Regions from separate parts of the Homo sapiens genome. Here region 1 is linked to region 2. A link is an interaction called in ENCODE POLR2A ChIA-PET data of the cell type or tissue named here. Cell type or tissue: MCF 10A. All regions are shown on one strand.

Region 1 (2,500 bases), 51 kb before region 2:
CCTGACCCATTTCACTTCTTTATTTCATTTCATTTTCTTGCTTGTTTGCCTTTGTTCAGTGCCCATATTAAATTTCCATCTGAGTACATTCTCCTTTGGGTGCTATAGCGAGGTGATGATGACCACGCCCACCCCCACACCCCAAAAATGTCTACTCAGAACCTGGGAATATGATCTTATTTGGAAAAAGGGTCTTTGCAGGTGTAATTAAGTATCTCAAGATAAAATCATCCTAGGTTTTCTGGTTGAGCCCTAATTCCAATTCCAAGTATCCTTAGAATAGAAGGAGAGAAGACACATAGAAACGATGGTAATGTGGGAAGGAAGGTGGAGATTAGAGTGACGCATCTATAAACCAAAGAACAACAAGGATTGCTGGCAGCCCCCAGAAGCTATGAAGGAGAGATAGAGCAGACCCTTCCCTCAGAGCCTCGGGAAGAAACAAGCCCTGCCAGCCCCTTGATTTGAGACCTCTGGCCTCCAGAACTGTGGGAAAATAAATTCCTATTGTTTCAAGCTCTCAGTTTATAGTAATCTGTTAAGATAGCCCTAGGAAACCAATATAAGTACCCTCTTAAAATTTATGTTTCAATCCTAAGATTATTTTTCTTTTTCTTTTATTTTCTTTCTGAGTTCAATCAACACACTGTTCATTACTTCCCATTTTTTTCTAAATCCATTTATATTTTAATTTCTGATTAAAGATAGTTTTTCAGGCCAGGCGCAGTGGCTCATGCCTGTAATCCCAGCACTCTGGGAGGCCAAGACAGGTGGATCACTTGAGGTTAGGAGTTTGAGACCAGTCTGGACAACATGGTGAAACCCCGTCTCTACTAAAAATACAAAAATTCCCTGGGTGTGATGGCGCCCACCTGTAATCCCAGCTACTTGGGAGGCTAAGGCAGGAGAATCTCTTGAACCTGGGAGGTTCAAAAAATAAATATAGTTCTAAAATTTATGTTTGAACCTGGGAGGTTCAAATATATACATATATACACACATATATACATATATATACATATATACACATATATGTATATATATGTATAGCTTTTCACATGTCTATACTTGTTTGAGGTTATTTGAGTCTGGAGTGTAGCATTGCAGTTTTCCTCTGCTTCATGGTCATTTTTGTATTTACCTCCCTTGGAGTGGTGGAAAATTTTTATCACTTGAGGTGTGTTGAGTCTCTTTCTTTAAGAAGCTTTGCATAGATTTATTCCATTTTTTGTAATTCTTTTTGTGGATGTGGGCTAATTTACAAGATTCTTCATTTAATGGTGCCCTCTTCTGTCAATGTGGTGAAGTACAGCTTCTTTAATGATTGTGTTTTGGTACTTGGGGGAGGAATAGTGTGTCTTCCAGGAGATATCCAAGCCTGTTATGCACACCAAAAAATATAAAGCTCTATCTTAAAGGCTTTACCTTTCAAATCCAGTATAGTTGAAATTTATTGTCTCTGAAGGAAGAACCTCCAAGAGCACACAACACGGTGTCCTTGCATTACTGTCAGGTGATAACTTCACATTTCCTTATATGGCATGTTTCCTCTGAGCCATCCATTCCCACCTTCACCCTGCTGCCTCCTCCCATGTGCCCTCTCTCTCTAAAAACCACGTTCTGGTATGTCCCACAAAAGCAAGGAGATGTAAACTAAGAAAGAAGCAGTGTGAGGGAAAAAGGAACAAGATTCACAGAGGAGCAAAGGAAATTCCTAAGATGATGATGAAATGAAGTTCTAGGAGAACACTTGTTTAATGTAGGGTTAGAGATCACCAGTTCAGGAGAGACAGCGCCCCCAGAGACTCCCCTCCAAAATGAAGCTTATAGGCCAGGCGTGGTGGCTCATGCCTGTAATCCCAGCACTTTGGGAGGCCAAAGCGGGCGGATCGCTTGAGGTCAGGAGTTCAAGACCAGCCCGGCCAATGTGACAAAACCCTGTCTCTACTGAAAATACAAAAATTAGCCAGGTGTGGTGGCACACACCTGTAGTCCCAGCGACTTAGGAGGCGGAGGTGGGAGAATTGCTTGAGGTAGGGAGGCAGAGGTTACAGTGAGCCAAGACCATGCCACTGCACTCCAGCCTGTGCGACAGAGTGAGATTCTGTCTCGAAAGAAAGAGAGAGAGAGAGAGGAAGGAAGGAAGGAAGGAAGGAAGGAAGGAAGGAAGAAGAAAAGAGAAGAGAAAAGAGAAAGAGAAAGGAAGGAAGGATTAAAAAGAAGCTTATAGAATATTTAATATTTATAAATAATTGTACCAACAAAAGTTTGACAGCTGTGTCAGAATTTGGGGATAAACTGGTGATATTACAAAAGAATACTAAGCAAACAAAAAAATGTAATCATTAACTCCAGGGTAGGGGGGTGGTTAAAGAAAAGGAAAGAGGCCAGGTGCAATAGCTCACACCTGTAATCCTAGCACTTTGGGAGGCTGAGGCAGGTGGATCATCTGAGGTCAGGAGTTCGAAACCAGCCTGACCAACATGGAGAAACCCTGTCT
Region 2 (2,500 bases):
ACCTTCCCTGTTGGGATTTGGGAAGGTGGAGTCATTCGCAAACAGGCAGAGGCAGACATTCAGGTTTCAGTAGTGCCCATCGCTACTATTTACAAAGCACTTGCTGCATACCAGCCTCTGGGTGACATGCTCCACACATAGTAACTCCTTTGATCCTAAAAAAAAACCCTGGATAGTAACTATTCATATTTCTGTGTTACAAGTAAGGGAAATGAGGCTCAGAAAGGTAAAGTAAAGCAACTTGCTGAAGTCACTCACACAGGAAGTGTTGGGGGAGGGATCTGATCAAAGCCTGCCTGACTCCAGTACTCTTAATTCCCAGGCAACCTTACTTTGGCCTTAAATACAGTTTCAAATCTTTGCAGGACTGGGGTTTCGTTCTTCACAGTGAGGAAGACTGAATCATCACGAAGAAGTGCTCAGAGAGTAGGTAGCCTCCGCAGTCCAAGAGAGTGCTCAGGGAGGGCTCCTCCCCTCTCCCCTCTCCTCTTTGCTGCTGCCTGCTCACCTCCAGATCCTACCATCCATGTATCAAACAGAGATTGGTTTCTCTCTAAATTCATTCTCTTCAACCTCAAAGTAGCCCAGCATGGCCTGGAAATCCTACTCCATTCATCAGGTTTACTGACGGTCCCACTCACCTCAATGACAATTATAAATCTCTTTGTTCAAACCTTCTCTACTAAAACCTCTTTCCCCCTCAGCCTCCTTCTGACTTGGCCTTGCATGCCACTTTGCAGAGAAAATAGAAGCCCTCTCATCCTTCTAATACTGACTGCCTCCAGCTACACCACTCGCACCTTCTTCCCTCTGACTCCCGCCTGCTGGGGTTCATCCTCCACTACGCTTTGGCTCCACCACCATCATGTTGTGGGTAACTAATCATTTTCTCCTCTTTTTAGTATATTCACTTTCTCCCTCTATCAACTGGTTTCTCCCTGTTGATTTAAAAGAAAGCTTTTAAAATATACATAACATAAAATTGACCATTTTAGCAACTTTAAGTATTCAGCTTAGTACATTCCTATTGTTGTGTAACTATCACCACCATCTCCAGAACTTTTTCAGCTTCCCAAAATGAATCACAGTATTCATTAAACAACAATTCCACATTCCTTTCTCCTCCTAGCCCTTGGCAAACATCATTCTACTTTGTTTCTACTCCAGGTGTTCCATATAAAGTGGAATCATACAGTGTTTGTACTTCTGTGACTGTCTCCCCTACTGACATTTTTTCCAATTTAAAAATTGTATTAAAATACATATAACATAACATTGACTATCTTAACCATTTTTAAGTGTACAGTTCAGTGATATTAAGTACATTTGTATTGTTGTGCAACTATCACCACAAACCATCTCCAAAACTTTTTCAGTCTTGCAAAATTGAAACTCTATACTCATTAAACAGTAACTCCCCATTCCCCCTCCCACCTCACATTCCCTGGCAACCACATTCATATAGTATTTTGTGTGTGTGTGTGTGTGTGTGTGTGTGTGTGACTGGCTTATTTCACTTGGCATAATGTCTTCAGGGTTCATCCATGTTGTAGCCAATCTCGGTATTTTCTTCCTTTTTTAGAATAATATTTTATTGTATGTATAAACCAGCTTTTGTGTATCCATTCAACATCAACAGACACTTGGGTTCCTTCTGCAGTCCAGCTATTGTGAATAAGAGTAGTCTGAATATGGGGGTATGAATATCTCTTCAAGACCCTTCTTTCAATTTCTGTACATATACGCCAATAAATAAGATTATTAGATTACACGGTAATTCCATTTTTAAGTTTTTGAGGCACTGCCGTACTGTTTTCCACAGTGGCTGACCATTTTCCATTCCCATCAACAGTGCCCACGGATTCCGATTTCTGATCATAGAAGCCACCCTAATGGGGGTGAGGTGGTGCTGTGTTGTATTCTTGGGTTGCATTTCCCTAGCAAAAAAGAGTTGAGTCTCTTTTCATGTGCTTACTAACCATTTGTATATCTTGGAGAAACGTCCATTCAAGTCCTTTGCCTATTTTTAAATTGGGTAATTTGATTTTTTTTATTGTTGTTTGAAGAGTGTTCTATATATTCTGTACATTAATCCCTTATCAGATAGATGACTTGCAAATATTTTCTCCTATTATGTGTGGTGTCTTTTTACTCTGTTGAGAGTATCTTTTGATATACAATTATTTTTAATTTTCATAAAGTCCAACTTGTATATTTTTTCCTTTGTTACGTATGTATGCCTTTGGTGTAATAATGACGAAATCATTGCCAAATCTGATGTCATAAAGTTTTTGCCCTATGTTGTCTTCTAAGAGTTTTATAGTTTTTGGTCTACATTTAGGTCATAGATCCATTTTGAGTTAATTTTTATTTTTGGTGTTAGGTAAGGGTCCAACTTTATTCTTTTGCATGTGGATAGCCAGTTTTCCCAGTATCATTTCTTAAAAAGACTGTCTTTTCCTCATTGAACGATCCTGACACACTCATCAAAAATCATTTA

The links. ChIA-PET counts read pairs that join two places held together with the same protein. Peaks named below come from ENCODE experiments on the same cell type or tissue, not always from the same donor. Only the 100,000 strongest peaks of a DNase experiment are listed, where the experiment ranks them.
Region 1: POLR2A ChIA-PET joins it to region 2 with 8 read pairs; 5 of 35 experiments call an interaction of 5 or more read pairs at or near these places.

What each region holds. Positions count from the first base shown.
Region 1 is chr3:187,112,187-187,114,686 of GRCh38, reverse strand. No RefSeq gene overlaps it. Among named protein-coding and RNA genes, the nearest start is that of RPL39L, 26 kb to the left of the region's middle. In MCF 10A, a CTCF peak has its summit at 1,299 (motif pointing left); a DNase peak (open chromatin) is centred at 1,296.
Region 2 is chr3:187,061,577-187,064,076 of GRCh38, reverse strand. The region is part of intron 5 of ST6GAL1 (ST6 beta-galactoside alpha-2,6-sialyltransferase 1); the gene reads right to left. Among named protein-coding and RNA genes, the nearest start is that of RPL39L, 77 kb to the left of the region's middle. In MCF 10A, no CTCF peak of the experiment used is centred here; DNase peaks (open chromatin) are centred at 346, 1,096 and 1,386.